3 separate regions of the Homo sapiens genome follow, and regions 2 and 3 are each linked to region 1. Evidence: chromatin contacts called from ENCODE Hi-C or POLR2A ChIA-PET data. All regions are on one chromosome and are shown on one strand. Each heading gives the region's core, a stretch centred on a gene start or an enhancer-like site at or near the end of the contact. The rest is flanking DNA. Distances are from core to core; before and after follow the strand shown. Region 1 holds the start of PUM1 (pumilio RNA binding family member 1). Region 2 holds the start of KHDRBS1 (KH RNA binding domain containing, signal transduction associated 1). Region 3 holds the start of PTP4A2 (protein tyrosine phosphatase 4A2).

Region 1 (4,082 bases), core at 523-3,022:
ACTACAGATGTGTGCCACCATGCCCAGATAATTTTTAACTTTTTGTAGAGACGAGGCCTCACTATGTTGCCCAGCCTGGTCTCAAACTGCTGGCCTCAACCAATTCTACCACCTCTGCCTCCCAAAGTGCTGGGATTACAGGTGTGAGCCACCCCACCAGGACCCTGATGGGAGAAATTTTGCATTTATCATGATGATCAACCATTTCCTTATCATGTGTATTGCAAATATATATATATGTATATATACGTATATATATGTTTATATATGTATATATGTGTATATATGTATATATGTATATATGTGTATATATGTATATATGTGTATATATATGTATATATGTATATATACATATATGTGTATATATATATATTTTTTTTCTTGAGACGGAGTCTTGCTCTGTCATCAGGCTGGAGTGCAGTGGCACAATATTGGCTCACTGCAACCTCTGCCTCCTGGGTTCAAGTGATTCTCCTGCCTCAGCCTCCCCAGTAGCTGGGACCACAGGCGCCCGCCACCACTCCCGGCTAATTTTTTTGTATTTTTAGTAGAGACGGGGTTTCACCATGTTGGCCAGGATGGTCTTGATCTCTTGACCTCATGATCCACCCGCCTCGGCCTCCCAAAGTGCTGGGATTACAGGCATGAGCCATCGCGCCTGGCCGTGTACTGCAAATATTTTTTATCCATTTGTTCTACTTTGTTGATGGCATCTCTTCTCGTACAGATGTTTATATTTCTTTCAATATTTTCTTTTATGATCTTTTGACTTTGATTCATGAGTATAAACATTTTCCCTCCTCCAATTATAGAGCTTCTCCCCATATCTTCTTCTGGTCTTTTACAGTATTGCGATTTGTCTGTTTTCAATCTATTTTTTTTTTTTTTTTGAGACGGAGCCTCTCCGTGTCGCCCAGGCTCAAGTGCAGTGGCGCGATCTCTGCTCACTGCAAGCTCCGCCTCCCAGGTTCAGGCCATTCTCCTGCCTCAGCCTCCCGAGTAGCTGGGACTACAGGTGCCCGCCACCACGCCCGGCTAATTTTTTTGTATTTTTAGTAGAGACAGGGTTTCACCATGTTAGCCAGGATGGTCTCGATCTCCTGACCTCATGATCCGCCCGCCTCAGCCTCCCAAAGTCCAGGGATTACAGGCGTGAGCCACCGCGCCCGGCCTTCAATCTATTTTGAGTTTAGTTTGAGACAGTAAGACTAAAAGCACTTAACATACATTATTCCACTTAATCCTCCAGGCCATTCTGTTAAGTGGGGGTTATTTTCTTCTTCATTGTACAAATGTGGAAATGGAGGCAGGTCGATTTAAATAAGGCCGCAGAGCTAGAAAGCTGCAGAGAAGGGGTTTGAACCCTGCACCTCTGGGGCCAGGGCAGTGCGGGTGGCCGTCCGCGAACCCTGCTAGCTGTGGTGCTCGGGGGCAAGCTTCCGAGGGCGCGGCGGGCGCGAGGAGCGCGTCCGAGACTCGGTGGAGCGTCACCGGCGCAACCCCGCGTGCCCAGCTCCAGGCCGTGTTCTCCCAGGTGCGGGCCGGCGGGACCCCGCCTTCGGCCCTGGCGGCGCGCGCTCGCCTAGCGGGCGGGCACTCGCGCGCAGCGTTTGTGTTGCCTGCGAGTTTCCCGAGTTCACACAGGCCCTGGGTTGGCATGGCAACCAGGCAACCTGTTCCAGAGCCGCCAGCCTTCTCCGCACATGCCGCTGCCACCGCCGGGGCCGGGGCCGGAGCCTATCCCAGGATGCACCGCGCCAACCCAGTCCCCAGTGGGCCGCCATGTTGTCGGAGTGAAAGGTAAGGGGGAGCGAGAGCGCCAGAGAGAGAAGATCGGGGGGCTGAAATCCATCTTCATCCTACCGCTCCGCCCGTGAGTATCCGCACCCCACCGGCCCCAAACGCTGCTCCGGACCCCTAACGAGCAGATTGTCCCTTCATATTGGTGTTTGAGAGTGGTTGTGGGGGTGAGAAGGGCTTTGGAAAAGCCGCCGGGGCCCTGGCTGAGGCTTCTCACTCGCTGTTCCTCGTACATGTTTTGGAGTCAGCAGCAAGGCCCCTATTGTTATCAAAGGAGGGAGGGGGTGGGGAGCGGGGTCGAAGCTAGGAAAATGCTGGGGGTTTAGGCCCGAGCCCAGGGCGTAGACGTGCCTCTACATTTTTGCCTGGCCCTGTTGGGAACCACCGAAGATTGATGTTGCCATTCGGGTTGCTTTTTTTGATGGGTTTGCGAAGCCCCGAGTCTTCTGTGTGGCCATGAAGTGTAATTCTGTGCCACCCCGATTTCTTCGACTTCTTGAGCTTCCGTGGCAGCGCCGGAGGAGGAGGAACAATAAATCGCTTTAGAAGCAGCCGTGGCCCTTGTCCACAGGCGAGATTCACCGTGGGGGAACTTTGCGAGCCTTAAATGTGGAGAAGTGGCGATCAGGAAGTTTCAGAATGCTTTTTAGGCTCCTGGGTTGCTGTGGCCTTTTGTTTCCGTGTGAGCTTGTGTTTTTGGTGGGTTCTTCCTTTTTGAGCCTCCCGGTGTTGGTGTCTCTCTTCACTCAAAGAGGGGTTCACCCCTTGCTAGTAGGAAAATCTAGATACACAATACTAGTTTTAGTCCTCACAAACATGCTTGGTAAACATAGATCATTTGTTTTACTTGTCAGTACCATTCCCACGTCAAGTGAGGAATACACTCCTGTAACTTTTCCCTCCTATAGCCCCCCCCCCCCCCCCCGCTGAAAAAACAAAGCCAGAAACCCACACACAGCATTACCAGAGAAGGCTTTATTCTCCCGTAACTTAGATTGTTACCTTTTATTGTTCAATTAAGAAAACACTGTTCTCAGCCCTCGATACCATTTTGCTCAATTCCTGTTATTACTGGGATTAATTAAGAATAAGATTTTATGAAGCTTTTCCTGGGTTCTGTTTTAAAGTCAGTTAACTTCTGAAACAATAGGCTTAGCATTTTGTTTCTTGAAAGCACCTAAAAACTTACTAAGACAGGCCCAACCCCAAGAAATGTGGCTTCCGATGCAGTTTTCGTAAGCAAAATAAACATTTTGACCCTTTGCTAATTTTAACTTTATAAAACACTGGGGGGCTGTTGATTCTTTATCTGGGCTCTTGGGAAACGCTCTCCGGATTCTGAACTTTGAGTTAGTGTTTTGCTTTAGCGACAATTGAATTCATTTTGTTCAAGGCCACAGCTTTTTGAAGTTGGAATTTGTTTAGTTTAGGTTTAAAATGAACTGTTTTAAGATAAATTTATGACCACAGAATGTTTGTTAAGTGTGGTAAAAATAAACACCTTTTAAACCACTAAGCATTTTAGTAAAAGGTGAGCCATGGAAATAAAGTAAACCGTGTTCCTTTGAATTCAACTCAATTAGTGATATTTTAAAAAACTTTGTAAACATTTGAAAGCTGTGAAAGAGTAGCTGGACTGAGCACTTCTAGTTGCTTAAAGTACTTATAAGGTGTCATTTGTAAAAAAATCACATTTTAAATGCTACACGTATTAGTGAGCTTTTCTGATATTTAGGATACTGAGTTTTTAATTTTTGTGCCGTATTTGCCAAAATACCACAAAACTACCCAAGATAACATGTTAATTGCTTAGGTATTTGCTCACTTTGAAACTGTTCTGCCAGGTTTTCTCTGGTTTGAGAAACTGCCTTGCCTCTTTAGGTAAAGCAGGAAGTCTTAGGGCATACAGATAGCTTTACAAAAGCCAATTGTTTCGTTTGAACATTTTTATAGGAGTCTTTTCTTTCCCCCATTCCTTTTAGAATGAAGGTGTGTTTAGTGTGCGTCAGTGATAAACTCCTCTTTTATGTGGATATTCTTTGTTAGATAACTTTTTTCTTTTAAAAATTTTTATTTGTATAATTTGTGAGGTACAAGTGTAATTTGTACATGCGTGTATTGCGTAGTGGTGAAGCCAGGGCTTTTTGTGTGTCCATCACTGGAATAACGTACATTGTCCTCCTTAGGTAATCTCTCATTATCCTTCTCTCAGCCTCCTAGATAACTATTTTGAGAAGGCTTTTATTTCAGAAAAGATTGCATTTGCTGTTTTAGGAATTCTG
Region 2 (4,082 bases), core at 407-2,906, 950 kb before region 1:
GGTAAAGATCCCTTACCTTACAGTGTTGGGAGACAGAGAACAAAGGGAGGGAGATAATATTTTCATAATGAACTGTCCATTATATTAACCTTGCCAAAGAGTCCAACTACTCATTCAGTGTTGAAGGATGTGAATTTTTACTTGCTTAGTAAAATTTAGGTATCATAAAAAATATTAAAATAATATTTTAACTAGAAGCGAAAGTCAGACAGCTTTAGGGAAAAATCAGAGCGACTAGGTGATTGGCCAGTGCTGATGAGGAAAAGAGCGCTAACCTACAGAACAAAGACTCTCATTTCTAATCTATTTCACTACTGAATCAAAAATGTAAAAAACAGCAACAAAAAGGCCAAGCCTTTCAGTACAAGCATCATGCAACTTCTCTCAATTTCTGTCCATCTCGTTGGGAAACGTCATGTGAACTACGCGGGAGTCCCTATCGTCCCATTTCACTGTCTCTAGGGTTACTTCACTCCTTCAACGACAGTGAACACACGGTGTAAAATGGCTCAGTAGCAATTCTTATTTTATCAGCCTTAGTCGGAAATCTGATTCGGAAACCTCAAGCTCCGATCCACATAAATCGCTCCTTCCTCCCAGCAACTTAAGCTGCGGTTACCGCTAAGTCCGGCTCGGCCCCAGCGACAGCAAGGCACTGGACAGGGCATTCCAGCCTCACCCCACCTCACCTCGGCCCTTCCTCCCACGGTCCCTCCCCGCTCTGGCTGTCTTCACCTCCTACACCTCGGTCGAGGCGCTCATCGCCACCCGCGATCAAAAAGGGTTTCCCTTCAGGGAAAGGGGGAAATGAAGGTTCATTTCTGGAAGAATCTGCGCGCCCGGCAGCCGCAAGAGGAGGGAGGAGGGAAGAGTCGGGAAAGGGGCGGGGAGCTCAGCACTATCCATCAAGACATTAGCGCTAGGGGATCGCAAAGTCGCCTTCGGGCCTCCACTGCAGCCTAGAAATTCTCCCACGCACTCCGGGCTGAGGTGGGAATGTGGAATCCAGGCTCCCAAAAATGAGGATGAGACCGGAACTCCCGACTGCCTCGGTCCCGAGGGGGCGGGAAGCGAGAGGAACAAAGCCAGGGCCACTCATGCCCGGGATGGCCGGGCGACCCAGAGGGACACGGGAGGCCCCCTTACCTGCCGTCAGCAGCTGCATGGCGTGAGTGAAGGACGGGTCGAGCGAGTCCTTCTCGGCCATGAGTTCGGGCAGGTACTTGTTCTCTGGCTCCATCTTGACCGAGGCTGTGGCCGAGGGGGGCAGCAGCGGGGTCGGCGCTGGCCCGCCCACTGTCGCGTCGGGACCCGTGGCCGAGGGCGGCAGCAGCGGTGGCGGCTGCGTGGCGGGCGAGGCCCGGGCGCCCCCGCGGGATCCCCCTCCGCCTCCCCGGGACCGGTGAGGCAGCGGCGGCTGCCGAGACGGCGTCTGACGCACCGAGGGGTGGGCACCGGAGGGGTCCATGGAGCCGCTACGGCCCGAAGACCGGCTCATGCGCGCGGCGGGGTCGTCCCGGCGCTGCATCTGGGAGGATGTGCGATCCAAGGAGCGAGAAAGCGACGCGGCAGCGACGGAGGCCCGAGCGGCGGTTGGCGGGGGTGGCAGAGCGGGAGCGGTAGCGACCGAAGCCGACCCGAGCGACCCAGCGAGAGAGAGCACCGGAAATGAGGCGGCGCGCGTGCGCAGCCAGCCACCGGCACCGCCCTTGGGTTTCTCCGCGGAGAACAAAGTCCCCAGTCCGGCCACGGCGCCTGCGCACCGCCGCGGCGTCCGAGAAGTCGCCTCCCGACTCTGGCTTTCCCTCCGCTCCCGCCAGGCCAGAGCTTGATGCGCATGCGCGGGAGGCAGTGGGCTCCGTTCGTTTCGTTTTCCACGTGACTCGGCGCTAGCGGAACACGTGTCTCCTCCCCTTTCTGGCGTGGAGGGGGCGGGAGCTGTGGAATGTCTTTGTCTGCGCGCGGGCCCGCGGAGTGTGGGGCGGGAGACCTGTTACTCGCGGGGCCACGCCCTCTCCAACGGCTGAGCAGTGGAGGGAGGCTGTGGGGAGTGGGGTGGGGGGCGGTCACCGAAGTAAGGAAGTAAAAGACTGCCGAGAGGGTCACGGAAAGGGGAGGGAGAGAGAATTGAGACCGCCTGGGGAGGAAGACAGGAGTGAGACAGACTGCACAGGGAGAAAGGAAGGCTGAGGGAGAGTCTGATGCAGGGGGAAAGTTGGGGAAGGGAAACCTGGAGGGAGAAATTGAGGAAGGACGGCTTGGTGGAAACACTGAAGGCGATTGGAGTACTTGAACTAAGAGGGATGGTTCAGATCAGAGATCTGAAGTCTAGCAAAGAAAAGGGTCCCAGACATCAGGGAACACAAGAAGTTGTTTCCAGTATATATATTTCCAGTATTACATATATTCCAGTCGGTTCTAAAACGGTTGACATTGTTGGTACGGGAAATCTTAAGCAGCATTTTAGCTCTTTTTACATATTTTACTGCTTTTTCTGAATTGTGTTTGTTTTGTTTCGCCGTCATTATTGCCAATTAAGTGTTTCTTCCTTCAAAAAGTGAGGTAGAGACCAGATCCTTAATCCACGTTGGTTGCATCATTAGGATGGCTTCTTCTACCACTCCAGACTTGCTCAAAGAGACCCTTGCCACTACTCTCAAAGGCAAGGTACATAGTGGACAGTCGCCTACGACGTTCTCCACATCCTGGTGTGCTATATGCAAGTGGAGCCTTAGGTCCCTACTTGTCCCATAAGCCATCAAAAGCCTGGTGCCCTCTCTAACTTTCCCTTCCCTCCGCAGATTATTTTCTTCTTCCATTTAAAGCACTCACTCCCATCTCTTTTCCTTCTGGATTAGTTCTCCTAATGAGCCCACACTTTTCAAAAGTCTTTGGGGACCGGTGCGGTGGCTTATGCCTGTAATCCCAGCACTTTGGGAGGCCTAGGTGGGAGGATTACTTGAGGCTAGGAGTTCGAGAGCAGCCTGGACAATATAATGAGACCTCATCTCTACAATAAAAAAAGTTTCCGCCCGGCTTGGTGGCTCATGCCTGTGATCCCAACACTTTGGGAGGCCGAGGTGGGCAAATCACCTGAGGCCAGGAGTTCGAGACCAACTTGGCCAACATGATGAAACCCCATCTTTACTAAAAATATAAAAATTAGCCGGGTGTGGTGGTGCATACCTGTAATCCCAGCTACTTGGGAGGCTGAGGCAGGAGAATTGCTTGAACCAGGGACGCGGAGGCTGCCGTGAGCCGAGATCACGCCACTGCACTCCAGCCTGGGCAACAGAGCGAGACTACGTCTCAAAAAAAAAAAAAAAGGAAAAAAAGGTTTATTTGGAAATTGTCTTCTGAGTGCCTGGAAACTTGATTTTTGGATGTGAAGCTTAGAACCCTTTAACTAGAGAACCTAAAGGCCTTCTTTAAGGGGTTAAGGGAGAGGATTTCCAAATTACCCACAGAAATGAAAACAAAACACGTATCTACATAAATTATATATATATAATATAAAATATAGGCCAGATGCGATGGCTCATGCTTGTAATCCCAGCACTTTGGGAAACCGAGGCGGGCAGATCACAAGGTCAAGAGATCGAGACCATCCTGGCCAACATTGTGAAACCCCGTCTCTACTAAAAATACAAAAATTAGCTGGGTGTGGTGGTGTGCCTGTAGTCCCAGCTACTCAGGAGGCTGAGGCAGAAGAATCGCTTGAACCCAGGAGGCGGAGGTTGCAGTGAGCTGAGATTGCAGCACTGCACTCCAGCCTGGGGGACAGTGCGAGACTCTGTCTTGGGAAAAAAAAGAAAGAAAGAAAGAAATTAGCTGAGTGTGGTGGCGTGCACCTGTTGTCCCCAGCTACTTGAGAGACTGAGGTGGGAAGATTGCTGCTTGAGCCTGGGAAATTGAGACTACAGTGAGCAACGACTGCCCCACTGCACTCAGCCTGGACGACAGAGTGAGACCTTGTCTCAAAAAAAAAAAAAAAAAAAAAAAAAAAAAAAAAAAAAAGGCCAGTGCGGTGGCCCACTCCTGTAATCCCAGCACTTTGGGAGGCCAAAGTGGGTAGATCACCT
Region 3 (4,082 bases), core at 756-3,255, 870 kb before region 1:
AGACTGCCCCAAATAGATCCATTTAAGCAGGGGAGAATCTGAAAACAGGCAATTACAATTCCATGTTAAGTACTATGGTAGAGTATTGCACAAGGTGTTTTGCAACTTTATCGGAAGAATCAATAACTCACAGACGCAGCAAAAGTTTTGCAGAGGTGGTAGCTCTTTCTTTCAAATCAGTCTATGTTTCCAGGAAGTAGAAAATACTGCTTGCTGGAGGCAGACAGAATGCAAGTGAGCCCAGTCTGTGCTCCTCACCTAAGGGCCTTGCTACTGATCTGCAGCCCCTCCTGCTCCTCAAGGCCTCTCTCAACTCCCACACAGCCCTGCTAGCCAGCCTTGCCCTAGAATACCCCCTCCTGGGCCACCTGGTGGTGAACATCCTGGACTCTGTGCTGTGGCTTGATGCGGCTGAGTCATAAGACCTTTCTTTTTACTGCTAAGCGCTAATGGAAGCCTTCTGGTCAGAAGCAATGCCCCAAGTCTACCTTGTGGGGAAGGTCTAATGACGACAGATCACTGCTTCTCCCCGCAGGGCTGGATGAGCATGGATGTGGTGGCGAGGTGGGGGAGAAGCACCCACGGGAGCATCTTCATTTCTTCCTATATAGGCGCCAGTTCTGGGCAGGCAAGACTTCCCAGGGGTGGACAGAAAGAACAGACCCTCCCCAACCCGCAATTCCCAGGGGGAGACATCTCCCTCCCAAGCCAGCCTCCAATGCCGCACTTTGCCATCTGGTCGTGGCCCAAACCAGCCTCCTAGCTCGCTAGTGACCACATTTTCCAAACCAAAACTCAGGACGCATGATCTGGCAAAGAATTTCTGGCTAGCTTCCAAATGCAAGAGGCAAAAACCTTTCCACCTGAGAATCTCTACGATAATCTGCGTCGTTAAAGGTGACATTAAGTCGGAAAGCTTGAAATTCAGGGTCTCTTCTTTCTCACTTTCTCAACTCAAGCGTTTTCTTTTTCTTTCTTTTTTTTTTTTGAGACGGAGTCTCACTCTGTCGCCCAGGTTGGAGTGCAGTGGCACGATCTCGGCTCACTGCAAACTCCGCCTCCCGGGTTCAAGTGAGTCTCCTGCCTCAACCTCCCGAGTAGCTGGGATTACGGCCCTCCTTCCGGGCGGGCGCCACCATGCCCAGCTAATTTTTGTATTTTTAGCAGACACAGGGTTTCACTATGTTGGCCAGGCTGGTCTCGAACTCCTGACCTTGTGATCTGCCCTCCTCGGCCTCCCAAAGTACTGGGATTACAGGTATGAGCCACCGCGCCTGGCCCTTCTCAAGCGTTTTCATACGTTGTTATCGATACGTGAAAGAGCCCATGAGGTAGCTGATTATTATTTCCATTTAATAGTTGATAATACTTGGAATCACTTGCCCAAGATCCTACATCCTGAAAGTCTGAATTTTGGCTTGTCAGGGACAGTTCTTAGGGTGGGTGTGTGTCTTGTGGGCAGAGCTGGGGGTGGCGTATTAATATCTTCGACGAAGATGCACACGCCATTCATTTGGGGCCTCAGGAAGGGCAGCCGAGAACTGAGCTGGCCAGGTTCCCACTTCTGAGTTGGAAATCCCCAAGCCCAGGACGTGGCGGCCACCCCGTCCCATCAGGATCTGACCCGAGGCCTTAGGGCCAAGTAGCGAGAAAGAACCCTTCGACCTTGCAGGTCACACCTCGGCTGCAGGCCCTCGACCCAGCCCAGGTGCGGATGGGCGGGGCGCAGCGTGGGCGAGCGACTCCCCAGGCCACGTTCTGCCTTCCCTCCCCGATCACATGGACTCGCCTTCCGTAGCCGGGAGTGCGGAGCGGAACGAACCACGAGGAGGAGGAGCGGGGGAGGCGCCCAGGGCAGTGGGTCAGCGCCCCGCGGGGCAGGTGGGCGGGCCCAACTGCCCGCGAGCCGGCCAGCCAGCCAGTCAGCGAACGCGGAGGGCGGGCCGGTGGCCCTGCGCGCCGCGCCCCGCAGCGCCCCCTGAGGGGCGGCGGCGGGAGCTGGTTCCGGCTGCGCGCGCAGCGGTGGTGGTGGCGGCGCGATCGGCCGGGCTGTAACCGTCGTCTGTCCGGGAGCGGCTGGAGCGGCAGCGGCGGCCGGGCACGGCGCGAGGTGACGCCACAGGGCAGCGGCGGCAGCGGAGGCAGCGGCGGCAGCAGGAGACGCAGCGGCGGCCGCAGCAGCAGCAGCAAGACGGACTCGTGGAGACGCGCCGCCGCCGCCGCCGCCGGGCCGGGCCGGGTGTCGCGCGCCGAGGCTGGGGGGGAGTCGTCGCCGCCGCCGCCACCGCTACCGCCGCCGCCGCCGCCGCCGAGGTGACTGAGGAGAGAGGCGCCTCCTCGCTCCCGCCACCGCCGGACTTCAATGCCCAGTCCCCAGCTCGCCAGCGTGAGTGCGCCCCTCCCGGGCGGCCCCCGCGCCGGCGCCGGGGGCCTCGGGGAAGGGGAGGGCGGGAGGCGCCGCAGCCATTAGTGCAGGCCGGAGACACGTCCCCGGAAGGAGGGCCGGGCCGGGCCGGGGCGGGGGAGCGAGGGTGGGTGAGCGAGGGGCGGGCTCGTGTGTGTGGAAGGGAGAGAGCTGTGCGAGCGTGGGGGAGAGTGAGTTGGTGAAGGGAGGGCGTGTGAGTGGGGGACAGGGCTGAGTGTCCGTGCGAGGAGGTGGGGGGAGTGGGAGCGCGTCGGGAGGCAGTGTCGATGTTGGGGGAATGTGGGTGAGGGCAGGGGAGGGTATGGGTGTGTGGGGAGCGTGTGGGCATGAGGGGTGGTGGTAGAATGAGTGAGTAAATGGGGGAGGAGAGAGTTGAGAGTGTGGTAAAGAGCGGGTGAGTGTGGGGGGAGAACATGGTGTGTGTCGGTGAGAAGGTGCGTGGCAGAGGCAGGAGTGTGGTAGGGTGTGCCGGCGTGTGTCCAGTGTGTGAGCAGGCATCCTAGAGGCCCTTCCCCTTGGTCTTTGTGTGTGGCGATAGTGAACCCTGGTGTGTTGGGTTGGGGAGTTCTTTCCGGGAGCATCTTGTCCGTGGGTCTTCAGGTTCAAGTATGAGGAAAGGGGGTATAAGTCTCCTCCAGCGGCACTATGATCTTCTGGCTCTGGGATTTTAATTTTTTTCCCCCAGAAAGGATGTGATGTGTTTTTTTGTTGTTGTTCTATACATTTTTTTCTCCCACGTTTCATGACTTCAAAGTAAATTTTCAAATTTGTCAATGATGCCATCCTATCCTAGTCTGGGGCCCCTGAGAGCTAACGAAAAGAAGTTTGTCTGTTGCCCAAAATCCTACACTCTGGCCTGTAGAGTGTTCAGGAGCATAAACTTTTGTAAAGTACTGCTAGTTTTTCAGGTGAAGAGTATTTTATTGTTAGGTAAATTGAACTGTAGTCTGGTTTATTATTTCCTGGAATTTGTCAAGAAATTAGCAGTGACTAGCAATTCTAGTGTCACTGTAGGCATTCAGCAAATGTTTGTCTGTCCGGAGTCGCCAAACTACATTACACTGCTGAGTTGGAATATGGTACTTGCTGTCATGCTCTGTAAGAGAGAGTAGTTTCAGAGGGAAGTGAGTGAAGTTATGCCTTGCTGAGTGTGCAAAAGGAGATTAAGGATACAGAATGACACATTATCAGGGCTTCAGAATCACTTGCCAGCACACCATTGTATTGGTGAAGATGGTGAGAAGTTGTTTGCTGGTATTCTGATCTTGGCATTTTTAAGTTTCATAATGAATGGACTAATTATTATCATGGACTTTTCCCATTCTTGTGTTGTAAAAGTAGGGATTCTTGAAGAGTAGTACCTTGATAGGGATTTTACACATTGATATAATCTTAAAAATGATGTTATCTTAAAAATAATGTCTCCTAGAAGTTGGTAGTCTTTCACTTGATCTTAGCCAAAAGGCCGAGAAGCGATAGAAGTTGGTAGTCTTTCAGTATAAGCAAAGAGTAGTATGGTCCTTTTGTTTTTTTTTTGTTTGTTTTTGAGATGGAGTCTCGCTCTGTTTGTTGCCCAGGCTTCCCGGGTTCAAATGATCTTCCCGCCTCAGCCTCCCAAGTAGCTGAGAATACAAGTGTGTGCCACCACACCCGGCTA

Evidence for each region. Hi-C counts contacts between places; a loop is a spot of excess contacts on that map. ChIA-PET counts read pairs that join two places held with the same protein, here RNA polymerase II (POLR2A). Pooled maps may share reads with other maps.
Region 2: a loop to region 1 is called in a map of CD4-positive, alpha-beta T cell, with 5 times the contacts of the local background. The contact joins the promoter of KHDRBS1 here to the promoter of PUM1 in region 1. A Hi-C loop is called at or near these places in 1 of 168 maps with a recorded cell type or tissue (CD4-positive, alpha-beta T cell) and 10 of 50 pooled maps. POLR2A ChIA-PET finds 5 or more read pairs at or near these places in 1 of 52 experiments (activated T-cell).
Region 3: a loop to region 1 is called in a map of CD4-positive, alpha-beta memory T cell, with 14 times the contacts of the local background. The contact joins the promoter of PTP4A2 here to the promoter of PUM1 in region 1. A Hi-C loop is called at or near these places in 3 of 168 maps with a recorded cell type or tissue (CD4-positive, alpha-beta memory T cell and naive thymus-derived CD4-positive, alpha-beta T cell), 1 of 37 single-sample maps with no recorded cell type and 10 of 50 pooled maps.

What each region holds. Positions count from the first base shown.
Region 1 is chr1:31,063,407-31,067,488 of GRCh38, reverse strand. PUM1 (pumilio RNA binding family member 1) reads left to right here and starts at 1,772. Exons shown (of 22, transcript NM_001020658.2): 1 at 1,772-1,873. RefSeq lists a silencer at 1,466-1,685 and enhancers at 1,014-1,928, 1,796-2,115.
Region 2 is chr1:32,011,442-32,015,523 of GRCh38, reverse strand. It overlaps KHDRBS1 (KH RNA binding domain containing, signal transduction associated 1), which reads right to left and starts at 1,656. Exons shown (of 9, transcript NM_006559.3): 1 at 1,147-1,656. The coding sequence starts at 1,528. RefSeq lists silencers at 648-757, 1,238-1,447 and an enhancer at 851-1,421.
Region 3 is chr1:31,936,291-31,940,372 of GRCh38, reverse strand. PTP4A2 (protein tyrosine phosphatase 4A2) reads left to right here and starts at 2,005. Exons shown (of 6, transcript NM_080391.4): 1 at 2,005-2,386. RefSeq lists enhancers at 1,419-1,688, 2,799-2,848 and silencers at 1,749-2,128, 2,331-2,502, 2,279-2,618.